Linked DNA regions of Mus musculus: regions 2 and 3 are each linked to region 1. Evidence: chromatin loops called from intact Hi-C (ENCODE). Cell type or tissue: left cerebral cortex. All regions are shown on one strand.

Evidence for each region. A loop is a pair of places that touch in the nucleus more often than their neighbours do. Peaks named below come from ENCODE experiments on the same cell type or tissue, not always from the same donor. Only the 100,000 strongest peaks of a DNase experiment are listed, where the experiment ranks them.
Region 2: a loop joins it to region 1, with 4 times the contacts of the local background. A loop is called at or near these places in 5 of 42 quality-filtered maps.
Region 3: a loop joins it to region 1, with 5 times the contacts of the local background. A loop is called at or near these places in 4 of 42 quality-filtered maps.

What each region holds. Positions count from the first base shown.
Region 1 is chr12:8,341,771-8,346,770 of GRCm38, reverse strand. It overlaps Hs1bp3 (HCLS1 binding protein 3), which reads right to left. Exons shown (of 7, transcript NM_021429.3): 7 at 2,947-4,939. The coding sequence ends at 4,684. Among named protein-coding and RNA genes, the nearest start is that of Gm33134, 20 kb to the left of the region's middle. In left cerebral cortex, no CTCF peak of the experiment used is centred here; DNase peaks (open chromatin) are centred at 110, 1,688 and 2,268; H3K27ac peaks cover 3,554 bases.
Region 2 is chr12:8,495,846-8,500,845 of GRCm38, reverse strand. Rhob (ras homolog family member B) reads left to right here and starts at 837. Exons shown (of 1, transcript NM_007483.3): 1 at 837-3,185. The coding sequence starts at 1,214. The coding sequence ends at 1,804. In left cerebral cortex, CTCF peaks have their summits at 866 and 2,175 (motif pointing left); DNase peaks (open chromatin) are centred at 3,812, 4,236, 4,503, 4,744 and 7 more places; H3K4me3 peaks cover 4,569 bases; H3K27ac peaks cover 5,000 bases.
Region 3 is chr12:8,468,902-8,473,901 of GRCm38, reverse strand. No RefSeq gene overlaps it. Among named protein-coding and RNA genes, the nearest start is that of Gm51967, 22 kb to the right of the region's middle. In left cerebral cortex, no CTCF peak of the experiment used is centred here; DNase peaks (open chromatin) are centred at 1,083 and 2,747; H3K27ac peaks cover 804 bases.

The DNA.
Region 1 (5,000 bases):
CAAGCTTTCTTGAAGGAAGTGACTGAGGCTGTGTTTGTGGGGTTGGCAGAGAAGCATCAGGCCTCTGAACGTGATCAGCAGAGGGAAAACCCACTCACGGAACCCAAGTGGAGCGCATGATCTCCGTGTCAGTGGCTGAAGCTTTATTCTCAGCCTGACCTGAGGAGTACAATCTCTAGCCCCTCACAGTGGCCAGAGCCATGGAAACAAGAGCCAGGAGTCAGCAAGCAGAGCGGGCCCCGAGGTCTGCACATCATGGTTATTCACTGCACAACACCCAGCACCTATAACAGCCAGTGCTTCGGAGAGGCTCACTGAGCGGAAGCCACAGGCCTCGATGACTCCACCTGGCCACTGCCACTTAGTAGGCAGCTCCTTGGGTAAGAGTCCCTCTACGACCAGCTCCCTAAGCTTCTTCAAGCACAGCTACAACTCAGCCAAAGTACATCCTATTTCAGGAATTGAGAGAGTCAGTCTTTTTGTTTGTTTGTTTTTTGAGACAGGGTTTCTCTGTGTAGCCCTGGCTGTCCTGGAACTCACTCTGTAGACCAGGCTGGCCTCGAACTCAGAAATCCGCCTGCCTCTGCCTTCTAAGTGCTGGGATTAAAGGGGTGTGCCACCACCGCCTGGCTGAGTTAATATTTTAAAAAAAGATTTATTTATTTTATTTATATGAGTACACTGTAGCTGTCTTCAGATACACCAGAAAAAGGCATCAGATCTCATTACAAATGGTTGTGAGCCACCATGTGGTTTTCTGGGAATCGAACTCAGGACCTTCAGAAGAACAGTTAAGTGCTCTTAACTACTGAGCCATCTCCCCAGCCCCTGCGATAATCTTTTCAAAACATATTCGATTGCGAGCATTTCATAGGACACCTGTGCACAGGTGTGAACAGGTTCCTACAGCAGTGGGAAGAGGACGTCACGATCCCTTCGATCTGCAGTTACAGGTGGCTGTGAGAAACCCAACCTGTCATGGGTTGTAGGTCCCAGACTTTGATCCTTTAGGAGAGCAGCAAGCTTCCATGATCCCAACCTGACCACCTCTCACTAAAGTGCTGAGAGTCACATGAGGACTGCTAGCTGTTTGTGTCACTTCTCTACCAGTCCCTGGCCACCTTTCTCCTGACTCCTTAGGGTATAGAGTTGGGTAATGATTGCTCAAAACAACAGTCTGCAGTCCATGGGGGCATCTAAGACTAGAACTGAGGGCTCAGCTACTCCAAGGCACTTTGCACATCATGCCTGCTCTGGGCTGTCCTCAGCCTATGGAGAGGTAGCTGAACTGGGAAGTACCTGGCATCCAGGCAGGAGATACACTGGTGGCTTTGTGGTCCTCTTCTGGGGATGCGTATAGCCCGGGTGGTGAGCGAGCTCGAAAGCTAAGCACACACAGCCTTTCACATCAGCCTGGCTCTGGATGGCAGTCTGTAGACACCAAGCCTAGTGATAGCTAGGAACAAAGAGCAGCAGGACTTGGCTGTGATTAGCCTCTGCAGCAAGGACTCTAGTTTCAGAGCCGATCCTTGAGCACATGGGCATGACCAGAGATGCAGAAATGGCCCCTCTATGCAGCAGAGCACAGGATGCCAGCCCGGCCAGAATTAGCCCCAGAACTGGGACTTTGCAGAACTGTCTCAAGTTCACAATGTTCTAAGAACAACACTGGGAGGAAGGGAGCAGCGGATGCAGCCGCTGGCAACACTTCCTGCCCACGGGGCCCATAATAGCCCCAAAGAAGCACACACTGCTGCCCAGCCGTCACTTTCTCTTGCTTGGAGATACTGGAGCTGCGGGCTCCCGAAGAGTCAGTCCTCAGAACAGAACAGCCGTTAGTTCACCCTCAAGAACACAGACTCCAACTCAGTCCTAAGAATTCAAACCTAAGTACTGGGAAGAGAGGCTGAGGGGTGGCTCAGACTGCACACATCTGAGAATCCCTAAGAAGCTGTTTGCTCTGTGGTGGGTGGCAGCCTGCAGAGCTGTATGCTGAAGAACCCGACATGCAGCAGTGCCGTGCTGGGCTGCTGGGGTGCAAGGCTAGGCCTGTGTATTATATCCATCAGGTGGGGCATGTCTGAAATCATGGTACTTCCAGTTCCATGTGGAGAACCCAAGATGAGAATCTGGAGGGAAGGGGTCCTCATTCCACACGGGGCTTGGCTGAGTGATTACTAGCCAGAGACTCCTTCTGGGCCCTCTGCCTCAGTTTACACAGTGGGAAAAACTAGATCTCCTAGATCCCTTCCTTCCTTCCTTTCTCCTAGTTCCAGCTAAGAGACAGTCTGGAGGGCTGGGCCAGAGTTAGCAGACATAGAATACCTACCCTGGTTACAAAGGACTATTCCAGCCCCCCACCAGAGAGAGAGAGAGAGAGAGAGAGAGAGAGACAGAGACAGAGACAGAGACAGAGACACAGAGAGAGACAGACAGAGAGACACAGAGACAGAGACAAAAGAGAGACAAGGCAATAGAGAGGGGGAGACAGAAACGGAGATAGACACACATAGAGAGAGACACACAGAAACAAAGAGACAGAAACACAGAGAGTCAGAGGCATAGAGTACCTTCCCTGGTTACAAGGGACTATCCCAGCCTCCATCACAAAGAGAGAAAGGAAGAGACAGACAGAAAGACAGAGATAGAGAGGTGGGGATAGAAATAGACAGAGACATGGAAACAGACAGACAGACAGACAGACAGACAGACACACACACACACACAGAGAGAGAGAGAGAGAGAGAGAGAGAGAGAGAGAGAGAGAGAGAGAAACACACAGAGTCAGAGACATAAGAGTACCTTCCCTGGCTACAAAGGACAATCCCCTCAACACACACACACACACACACACACACACACACAACACCACCACCACCACCACCACCACCACCACCACCACCACTTCTCCTCTCAGCCCAGGCATGGAAAAGAACAACACTGAAATTCTGGCTTTATCACACACAGACTTTACTGGATAACTGGGAGACAGACTGGCTGTAGGTCACAGACCAGTGATCAAAAGAAGTCATGATTGGAAAAATGCTATCTGTGGGGCAAACAACCATGCCAGGGTGTCCCAAAAGCTCCACAGCAGACAAGTCCCCACTAGTGGGCAAAGCCACACTAGAGAGTGGTAGGTCAGGTCAGATACTGTTAGGGACCCCACGTGGGGATCAGTCCATGGTCATCCAAGCTCCTACACACCCATTGGCTCCTATGTCATCTGTCACCCAAAGTAGGTGCAAGGTGTGTATGAAAGAGGTAGAGAGCTGGTAGCCAAGGCACACAGGAATGGATATAAAGGGACTAGGGTTCAAAGATGCCCAGGGACCACAGTAGGGTGGCTCTACAAAAGATTGGGCCACGTGAACCTTCCTCCGCAGTCAGAGAGGAAGGGGCTTCTGGGCACTGGGCTGAGTTCTAGGCACCAAGAGATGGAGGGGGTGAAGGCCTGCTGGTGAAAGGGAAGCAGAGTTGGGTGGAGGCTGTCTAGAGTCAGTCCTCAGCTCTGGGGACCTTAACCTAGGAGAGCAGAGTATCCGGTCCTTACACAGAACAGCTTGGACACCTGCTCAGAACTAGGCAGGTGACAGGGGACACAGTGAGATGAAAGGCTGTCAGACTTGATACTCCTAGTCTGATCCTGTAGGTCTTACTACAGAGTAGGAGCTGGGGACCCAAGATACTGAAGGCAACAAACAATTGAACTGTGCCACTCAGGGGCTCCTGAAAGTGACTCTTGGACCCAACTGGGCCCTTCTAATGCCTCTGTGAAGCACAACTGACCCAAGGAACAAAGTGGCTGCATTTTGTTTTAAAAAAAAATGTGTTTCATTAAAAAAAAAAAAGTCCCTGACACACAGAATACATTCTAACATTCTATGCTCCACAAAACACCATCTACTGGAAGGCACAGGGTTGCTCTGGGCACAGCTTGGCTGGTGGCTCCACTGGAGAAAGGCTGACGAGCAAGTTCAGATCCTGAGGGCAGACGAGGCCTCAGAGCCTCAAACCCCATGGGCTAAACTCTGGGAGATGCTAAGACCTACTTTGTTGAAAGCCACATCCAAGGACCATGGGCTGGCCAGGCCCTCTCGTGGGAAAGGGAGTAGAAGGCTTGGGGTCCTGGAAGCCCTCCGTGCACTAGAAAGGCAAGGCTGGGACTACGTTTTCTTCTTAGCATTGGAAGCCAGAAGAGCCTGAGAAGGGACTTGGGTCAGGGCAGCCTGGAGAGCTGGTCTTTCTCCTCAGAACACACCTTGGGGGCCCGAGCAGCCATGCTAAGTAGAGAGTTCAGAGTGGCCTGTCCCATGTTCTCCTTTAGCCCAGCCTAGGCTCAGGATAAGCCCCACTTCCCATGCTGAGCTGGCAGAGCCAGTGGGTACAAGTATGAAGAAGATGTCCTTTCCCTTGGTGGGGGCACTGTCCTCTGATCTCAAGACATGCTCACAAATGCCCTCCTTTCCATAGCCCGCTGGGTGGACATGATACGGCTTAATTCCTGTGGTGTTCCCAGCTCTACAGTCTGCAGAGAGTCCTTGTCCATCCCATAGCCCAAGAGAAAAGAAGGATGTGGGACTGGGGCTGGGGAGTCCCTGCCTGGTAAGCAGAACCCACATAGTCACATACAGGCCTCCTCCCCAGGCCCAGCATAGGGTGAAAGGCAGGGTTGTGGGGAAGTCAGAAGAGGCTGGGGGAGTCTTGGGCAAGTGTGTCATGGTCCCGGATATACTGCAAGATGTCCATTTCATCCATAGCTTGGATCTGTTGCTGCTTCTGCGGTCCAGACCCAGGTTCTGACGGGCCCACTGATGCGGGCAGAGTTGGTTTCCTGGGCAATGCTGGCTTAGCTGGGACTAGAGGCTTGGGCTTAGTCTGGGGCTTGGGCTTTGGTTCAGATCCCAGGTTCAGAATCAGGTCCAGGTCCTCTTCAACTCTAGAGAAGCAAGGAGAACAGCCTTAGCATAACTATATCCACAAAGGAGCAAGGGGCGGAG
Region 2 (5,000 bases), 150 kb before region 1:
CTTCAAGCAGTTCTCTGGCTTTAGGGCGAGAATCAGATGTAATGTGGTAGGACTGGGTGAAGGTTGCCTGCCCAAGCTGGGTGCTTTCTTTTTCAGCGGAGTGCCCTGCACCTCGCTTTCCTTTGTCCTACAGCTGTGTGTCTCCTAGATTCCTCCCCTTATCTTCTTCACCCGGAGACCTAAGTGTGGGCCTTGAAGAGAAAGCCGAGAGGGGACTCACCCAGGCCCACACAATTTACTGTTAGCCTTTCTCAGTGAAAAGGCTGCCCTGGGTAAGTGTCAGAATTCGGCCCAGAGCACACGAGGGGTTAGTTATCTAAACAAAGTTAAGAAAGAACGAAACCCTTGGCTAGGTAACAAAACCGTGCACCGGTGTCTGTTTAAGTGAAAACAAAACCACGTTAAAGGCGCCGCCCCTCCCCCATGCTTGATCACCCGTAGTTCGCTCGGAAGCTAGATAAAGCTGAAGCCCTGGGAGCAGCCAACGCCCCACAAGAGTGTAGCTCGTCTCGGAACTGCCCACCCAGACCCGGAGGGCTCCAGGCTGCCTGCTCCACGATGTCGCACTCAGAGAGGCTGCGACGAAGGCGGGGACCCGGCGGCCACACAACCCCACGGGGCGGGTCGCCGCGCAGACTCCACAGTCAACGCCTCTCCCAGCCCCGCGGACAGGGCAGTCAATCAAGCTAAGGCGAACCCGCCTTCGGACTGCAGCGGGCGACCAATCGGAGCCAAGCTCCGCAGCGATGAGCTCAGCCCTATGGCTTCCCATTGGGTGGCTATATTAAGAAAGTGGCCGGACTCTTTAAATAGCGGGCGCTAGGGCCGCAGCCCGCATCTGCCACCGCAGTTCGGTTGTCGTCGTCTGCGCCCCTGTACCCTAGGTCTAGAGTGAACCCGCCCCGGGAAAGAAGCTAGGCCGGGTCCGCAGCATCAGCCATCACTTCGCACAAAGCAGCGCAGCTCCGGGACCGCCGAGGACCACAGCGGCGCGGCAGCGGCGCGGCGACACTCAGTGCACCGTATGCCCCTGCGCCCCTGCCGAGGCAACCGGAGCGCCCCGAGAGACCGCGCCGCCGCGGGGTCCAGGTGCAGTTAGCGAGCCTAGCCCGCAGCGCGCAGTCGCGGGAGAGCGGGGAGCGGCAAGCAACAGGGAGCGGGACGGCGGCGAGGCGCTCGCGGGCCCCTCCTGCTGCCCGCGCCCGGCGAGCTCATGGCGGCCATCCGCAAGAAGCTGGTGGTGGTGGGCGACGGCGCGTGCGGCAAGACGTGCCTGCTGATCGTGTTCAGTAAAGACGAATTCCCCGAGGTGTACGTGCCCACCGTGTTCGAGAACTATGTGGCGGACATCGAGGTGGACGGCAAGCAGGTGGAGCTGGCGCTGTGGGACACGGCAGGCCAGGAGGACTACGATCGTTTACGGCCGCTCTCCTATCCGGACACCGACGTCATCCTTATGTGCTTCTCGGTGGACAGCCCGGACTCTCTCGAGAACATCCCCGAGAAGTGGGTGCCCGAGGTAAAGCACTTCTGCCCCAATGTGCCCATCATCCTGGTGGCCAACAAAAAAGACCTGCGCAGCGACGAGCATGTCCGCACGGAGCTGGCCCGCATGAAGCAGGAGCCAGTGCGCACGGATGACGGCCGCGCCATGGCGGTGCGCATCCAAGCCTATGACTACCTCGAGTGCTCGGCCAAGACCAAGGAGGGCGTGCGCGAGGTTTTTGAGACGGCCACGCGCGCCGCGCTGCAGAAGCGCTACGGATCCCAGAATGGCTGCATCAACTGCTGCAAGGTGCTATGAGGGACGCGTCCTGCCTCACGCCCTTGCCAGCGTGGCTCCCCCTCCTTGGCCCGGTCGCCCACGAACCGGGAGAAAGGGAGACCCATGCCCCCAAGGACACCACCAGACTGCCTGACATCTGCTGGTGGCTCTGGCTGGTCACGCTGAGAATTAGCGTGGGCACCGAGCTCCCCCTTCCCAGTGTCTGTGTGTGTCCAGCTGTGTGGCACAGGCCTGGGCACCCTGCTGAGTGCCAAGGGGTTCCTGAGCATCCTTTTCTAAAGAGCCAGGCCTCAAAGTGTGGTTGTGTGTGTGTACGACTCCCTACACCCCACCCGACTCCTGCCCCACCCCCGCCTCTGGTTTCCCCAGGGGCACGCAGAGTGGTTGCGCCCCCAGCAGGTTTGCTTGTAACCAGCAAGCCACTACTGTTGCTCCATGTCTGTAACATAGACCCCTGGAATGGCGGGAGGGGAGGGCTGGGGGGAGGATGGGGCTGTTACATAAATACAGATTTTATTTTCGGAGGCAGAATGGTATTGTTTAGTGGTGTGTGGGGCGACCAGGGCCCAGAGCAGCTCCTTTCCCAGGCTGGGTCAGGCGCCCACCCATCCAAGCATGAACTGGACTTGGCCATCTTTCCACACCCTGGGGAAGACATTTGCAACTGACTTGGGGTCGAGAGGAAGCAGCTCAGACAGTGTCTCCTGGGCCAACCCCCAGCGAACCTCCGGCAGAGGATCCAGGGTGTGCAGTGGGGTCACTTTTGCCATAAGCGAACTTTGTGCCTGTCCTACAAATGAACATTGTTCAGCTCAAGAGACTATTGTTACTGAATTTATTTAAACGCTGAAGCTTTTTGTTGTTGATGAAAGAGTTCTTTGCACAATTGTCCCATTGTTTGACACCCAGTGTACTTGTCATTTGCATAAGACAGCATTCTGACCACACTTGTATGCTGTAACCTCATCTACTTCTGATGGTTTTTTTAAAACTATGATGACTCTAAGATTACAAAAACAACTAACTTTTGCTTTGTTTTCTTGAAAAAAAAATGTCAACAGTGTGAATTTTTTCTTTAAATTTGTGTAGCATACGCAGTTTTGGTAAAGGAAGGCAACAGGTATTGGGGTCTATTTAAACCCCCCCTCCCACAAGACAAGTCTCTTCTGTGTGAAATTTTCTGTACGTTCCATGTGCAGAGAAAAGCCTCCCCCCTCTCCCCCCCGCCAGCCCAGTGGTACTTCTAAATTGTCTTGTTTTGTTTTTGTTTTATTTTTTTTAAATAAACTGACAGATGACAAATGGTGAACTTATGATGTTTACATAAGAGTTCTATAAGCTGTGTATACAGATTTTTATGTAAAATATTAAAAGACTATGATCATGACATTTATAAACAGCTCCTGTGGCTTAATAGTGTCAGAAGATGTCTGAATTGGGGGTAAGGGAAGAGTTCTTGTGGAGGTCCTTTCTGGCAGTAACTGCAGCCTCTCTATAGTAGTAAATATGGCCATGAGCCTGGCACCTTTTAGGGGCTGGGTGACCCTGAGAGGCCAGGTTATTCCTGTCAGATTCCCGGAGGAGGCTAAGCTTGTCGTCCATCAGACACCCAGAGTGTACTAATTATTGTGAATTTAGTCCCATTAGGTGAGGACAAAGGTCTTGGTTTGACTTCATCTATAGGTCTTTAAGAAGTGTCTGAAGTTTATTCTGGGCTCTACTACTCTCACTTCAACAATAAGAAAGGTTGCTGTTTGTGAATGTTAAACATAGATGACTTTATTATTATTATTTAAAATGTTTTTAGGGGGGTGGTTAATCACATGTGTGGACCAGGCTAGAATTTAAGAGATGGGGAAAGCATGGCAGTGATGGCGGATGCCTTCAGTCCCAGCAAAAGCAGGCAAATCTCTTGAGTTATAGGCCAGCCTGGACTACAGATGCAGAGTGGGTTCCAGGGCTACACAGAGAAAAAAGAACAGACAAGCAAAGGAATAGACAATACTCCCAGAAACTAAGTTGGTATCTCTGGGAAAGGTTTGTGTGTGTGTGTGTGTGTGTGTGTGTATCTCTTGAGTGGGAGCCTAGGGAGGGAGTTGAAATAAGGAGCTGGCTCTTTAATTACAGAACTTTTGCCTGAATGTTTACAAAGGAACCCATGATGCCTTCCTCTAAGGACCAGGAAAGACCCAGTGTTTGACAGGTAGGCACTTTAAGCTAGAGCAGACCCTTTTTTTTTTTTTTTTTTTTTTTTTTTTTTAAGATTTCAATATTGAGGCCCCCTAATTTCAGACAGGCTTCCTTCTGCAGTGTACTCCAGCTAGACTGGCTGGTTTGCTCTTCAGAGCCCACATTAAAACCCTGCTCTAGACGGGAGGGCTCAAACCCGCCAGCTCCGAGGCTTCCAGAGAAGCGTGCCAACCTCTCCCATCTCATTCATGGGTGTGTTTTTGCTTTTGACAGCTTTGCTTTCTGGGCTCTTCGCGCTGGGTTGCCACCCTCTCTATGCCCCACCCCCACCCCACCCCCCGGGGTCCAAGCTGGGGAGGCCTCCTTTGAAGTTGCAGGCTTCAAAGAGGAGGCTTCTGTTTCCTTGTCTTCCCTCAGACTCTGAAGCACTTTTGTGAGCTCAGAAAAACCTGTCTGTGGTGACCTTTCACCCACTTAAGCATCCAGGACCTGGGCCTCCAGCTCCGCAGAGCCAAGGCCCATAGGCCAACAGTGGGGGATTGTCTGGGCTCTGCCAGGAGTGCCAAGGCTGGGTCTGCCCTGGGTGGCTGCTTCTTTGAGCAGAGTTTACTCCTTCCCCGTTCCCTTAACACTGCTCACCTTTATCCCACAGTTCATTTTAGAGACAAGTCTTTTCGATGAAAAACAATGTTTACTTGCAGATTTCCTGGTCGGAGTCCTTCCGCGTACCAGGGAGTGCAGGAACTAACTCTCTGTTGGGGAAAGAGTTCAGGCTTGGGCCAAATGCCCAGAACTTAGCTCTACAGCCAGCTGTCTGAGAACCTGGAGACCAGTCTCCTGAAAAGACCCATTCTGGACTTCCTGCCACTGCAGATCTGTCTGGTACTGAAAGCTGTTTTTCGTGTTTGGGGAAGACCAACACACAGATAATGCTCTGGCGCCCGAGTTACCCTTGGTTTAAGATTCAGGGCACTTACTGTAATATTCCTGCCAGAACACACTCTTTTTGTTACACCAGGGTCCA
Region 3 (5,000 bases), 130 kb before region 1:
CAAGCAGGGGCAACGGTGAAAGAATTAAAATTCCTGCCCCCCCCCCACCATAGGCGCTTTCCAGGGTTGCTTGGTGAATTCATTCCCTGCTGATCCTTGCAAACTCCAGAACTAGGGCTGGCACACAGCAAATCTTTGTTGAGTGGGTGGTTCAAACAATACCAATGTTAGCATCGAGTCGGCCTCACTGTTGTAGTAAACAGCTGGACACTCCCAGAGTTTGAGCAGGTGCATGTGTGACTTTGAAAGCTGCAGGGGAGAGTTACCTGTCATTAATGAACAGGCTGGAAAAGCATGGCTTTTGTCACCTTTCATTTTGATCGGGTCTGTCCTACATGCTAAGAAGCAGAAGCCATCATGAAGGCAATACTTTTCAAAACTCATACTGTAACGCTTCTATATATATATATATATATATATATATATATATATGTATATATAATGTTTTTATGAGTTGGATTTTGCAGTTCTCCTTGGGTTTGTGGAGGGCAAGGCAGTTTCAGCATTCCCATTTTACAGATCGGGATGTTGAGGCTGAACGTATCCCCAAAAGAGCCAAAGCTGAGATAGAAATGACTGGAGATTTTGTGCCTTTCTAATACCCCAAGCTGGGGGTAGTTGAGTCATCAAAGTGTACAATTTTCTTTTTGTTCCACCAAATGAGAGGTGGCACTCGATCTGGCCTGCATGGAAATACTGTTATAAGCCAGATGCAGGCTCTGAATGACTATGCAATTACCAGGACAAGGGTATAATTTGGGGAGTGCAGCCTGGGTGGGCTTTCCTTATGATAAACTCTGCTATTATCAGACAAGATCATGTGTTTGAACCAAACGAAGGTGATTCTGGTCCCAAGCACGTCTGGCCCAGGCAGACTGCATACAGCCTTCATCTCTTGAAGGTGCCCAGTGGAATTCTGTGTCTATGGTCATTTCTGTGAATTCAGAGCAAAAACCAAATGAAACCCAGATACAAGCAACCCTGGTAGGGGCCTGCTTAACTCCATCACCCAGGTTCTGGGCAGTGTTCCAGCCCCTGTGTGAAGCCCAGGCTGAACCTTCCCTCTATTTGGAGTACCAGAGCCAAGTGCCAGTCTTGACTGATGGGCTGAGCTGTGCTTCAAAACAGAAAAGCCAGCTGCATCCTGCGGATGGATGGCTACTTCCTTCTGGTGTTCACCAAAGCTCACAGGGGCTTTTAGATCAGTTACCTCAGCTAGAGACCTGGGGGCGTGGGGTGACAGCGACTGCTTGCTGGTGCTCCTGGGCGCATGTGCAGTGGATTGCTCTCTGCTCCATAACTTCAAACCAGCATGTGAGGTAACAAGTTTTATTCATATTTTACAGAGGGAAATATATATATATATATATGAAGGGATTTAATGTCTCAGCAAAAAGAGAAAGATTAAAAAAAAAGCAGACCTTAACCGGTCTTCTATCACAGCTAACCTGTATTTGCTGCCATACCTAATTATCCTCACAAAAGCAAACCCGAAGGTGGAATGAGCCAAGGCCACACCCTGAGTTTGACAAAACCAAGGTTACTGTGCCACACTCTTGCTTACAATGCCAAACATCCCACCGTGGCTATGCAAGACTTCTTCCCCTATCCTTGGCCTGATCTTCCTTGAAGATAAGATTTATGAAGACACTTGACCATGGAGTTGCCGTGGTGCTTGCTTACAGCATCCAGTCTGAGCCGACTCTGCCTAGTGTCCTGTCCACCCTCACCCTTCTCCCAAGTCTGTCTGATACCCTTTTGCTGAGATCCCCTGGTCTGTTCTCTCCCTCTCCACCCACATCTCTCTCCAATAAATAAATACTTACTCAGGTACACTTTTGCTTAAGCCCCAAAGTTGGCGATGGATTCATACCTAGGAATCATCTTTTTCTTATCCTAGAGTCTGCATATTGGGACCTCCTCCTCCTTCTTTTTAAAGATTTATTTATTTATTTCATGTATGTGAGTACACTGTCACTGTCTTCAGAAACACCAGAAGATGGTGTCAGATCTCATTACAGTTGGTTGTGAGCCACCATGTGGTTGCTGGGAATTGAACTCAGCACCTCTCAGTCAATGTTCTTAACCACTGAGCCATCTCTCTGGCCCTATATTGGGACTTTCTGTCTAGGTGAATGAAGCATTCAAAGCACTGTAAAGAGCTCTAGTCACCATAGCGACTTCCTCCCACTGAAGGAAGGAAGGTTGAAGCTCTTTAGCCACTCCTGGTGGCCCTGACGGTGGTAGTACATTCTACCCTCCCATATGCTCAGAAGTCATCCCAGACAGGGGATTTTTCTACCAGCTGACCATCTGGAAGAAGGGATAGTAAAATCAAACACCTCTCACTGTCATGTGCTCACACCCTCTGGACAGGCCAGTATGTTAGGCGATGCCCACAGCCTGTAAAGTGACCATCTTATCCACTTCTGGTGGTCTACTCTGTCTGGCACACAAGCCGGCCATGTGCTCTACTGGAGAAAACAGCTGAGACCCCTTTCCCGGTGTTGTTCTTTGTTCTTGATAATGTCTCTAGACAACTTCCCTCAGCCCAGTAAGCTTGAGGTTAAAGGAGACAGCTAGCTATGGTAACAGACACCCTTGGGACCCTGTAGTCTATGCACCTGATGGCTTTAGACACAGATTTGACATAGCTCCCATCCACAGGCATCCAGTACCGATGCCAGGGAGCCATTCTGCCTCTGCAGCTGCTAAGATAGCAACAATTACTGTGGGCGCCCAGCATCAGTGCCACTTATGAAACATTGTGCTGTGCCAAGGACATTTTTATACTTATTTAATCCTTACTTTAAAACACTCTAAAGAATGGGGGATGTAGCTTAATTGGTAGAGTTTTTGCCTGGCATGCACAAAGTTTTGGCTTTGATCCTCATTATGTACAAAACTAGGCATGGTATTTCACATTTCTAATCCCAGGAAGATTTTAGGAGGTGGAGGCAGGAGGGTCAGAAGTTCAACGTCATCTTTGGCTACATAGTGTATTAGAGGCCAGCCTGTGCTACATGATAGTGATACCTTCTCACCAACCAACCAATGAATAATATTGCAACAAAAATAATGTTGTTATTATTTTATAAATGAAGATCCAAGAAGTTTGATACTATTCTAAGCTGGTACAGTTTATAGTTTATAAGCTACAAGATTACAATTTGGATGCAGTTCCATCTCCTACTCTACTGAATCTCTCCAGCTCTGAACATTGGTCATTCTATCTGCACCGAGTGACCACACAAGTGTGGTAGCTTTGCTGTGCCATGGCCCCTACCATGTCCAGAAGGACTTCTGGTTCTACTGCCAACAGCCTCTCTAAGGATGGCTGTCTAAGGCTAGCTCTTTCTTAGGGATGACAAACAGCCATTGATTTCGAGAGGTATATTGATAGGAGAGGTATACAAGCCCAGCCCTTGCCATAGCTGAGGACCATGATGAAGGCCTATCTCTGTTTTCAGTTCTCTATGGGGTCAGCTAGAGTTCATGATGAGGTCAGCTAGACCCCGTGATGGTGCTATAGCCCAGTGGCTCCCTCTGGCAATCTTACACACCATGGCCCTGTCGTGGTCATCTTAGGAATCCTAAGCGTCTCTTTAGGAATCTTCCTATATACTGTCCTCTCTCACAGTCTGGTTTTTGCGACCCCCCCTCCCCCGTAACAAGGATATTTTGCAAGACTAGCTTTGGGAGAGGTGAGTTTTGCCCATTGGCTTCTGTACAAAATTGCAGTGCCTGCAGAAGTCCATGTCCTCAGCAGGAAGGACAGGCATTCTTATGTTCTTGGCCTCATACTAACACACACTCGCGCGCGCGCGCGCGCGCGCGCGCGCGCGCGCACACACACACACACACACACACACACACACACATACACACACACACACACACACACATTCAGGCTAGAAGGCCTGGCAGCAATCTGACTAAAGGACATCGGCATGCATGGTTTAACCTTGAAAGCACAATAAATCATTTATAATGGTTGGACTTGAGCAAACAGCCGGTCATTCTGATACCATTCCCTGAGTCTACCAACTCACCGTTTACTTAGTTCTAGTCTATGCCCATCCCTGTGCTAGCAGATAGGAGGACGGAGATAAATCAAATTATTTCTGGTTTTGAGGTACTAACTATCCAGGAAGAGGGGTGACATGAACCCATCAGAATAAAGTATGCAATGATGGTCATTTGCTGTGTCCGACTGGTTGAAAATGTTGAATAATAATAATAATCAGTGAGCATTATACTTCTACACTTAATGGGAACGATGACAAGGTACATGATGTGGGCGATGGCGCAGTTAGTATATGCTTATTACACAGACATGAGGACCTGTGTTCAGTCCTTGGCATCCATGTAAAATCCAGGTGCAGCGGCATGTGCTGTTTGGGAAAAGAGGCAAGCAAATAGAGCCCCAGGGATCACTGGCCACCCAGTTTCGCCAAATCAGTGGGCTTCTCAGTGAGAGACTGTCTCAAAAACTAAGATGGATGGCTCTTGAGGATGGATGATTAAGGCTGACCTCTGGCTTTTCCAGGAGTGTACATACATGCAGACCTGCAGGTTACAGACCCACCTGGCCATGCCCTCACACACAGAAACATTGTCAAGCAAAGATAGTGTGAAAAGAAACAGGCTTTTGAAATGGACTAATGTGAAAAGCAAAAAAAAAAAGGCTTTAGAAATTAGCTACATTTTTGTAGTCTTGGGCAGCCTATGGCTGTGACCTCAGGGTGTAGGAGGCCACTCTAATCATCTTATGGGACCATGACTTGTGTGTGACAATAGTTGAAGACTTCAGCCCTCTCCAGCTGCCATGCTAACTTCTCAAGAGTTAGTGTTCTTTCTATTTATATTTATATAAATATTTATATAAACTCTGTGTCTATGGTCTTCTAGATTAACTTCAATCACTCTTTTGATACCCCATCAGAAAAACATCCCATCTTCTACCTAGAAGTCTACTCTCTCTGACTACTCTCCACCTT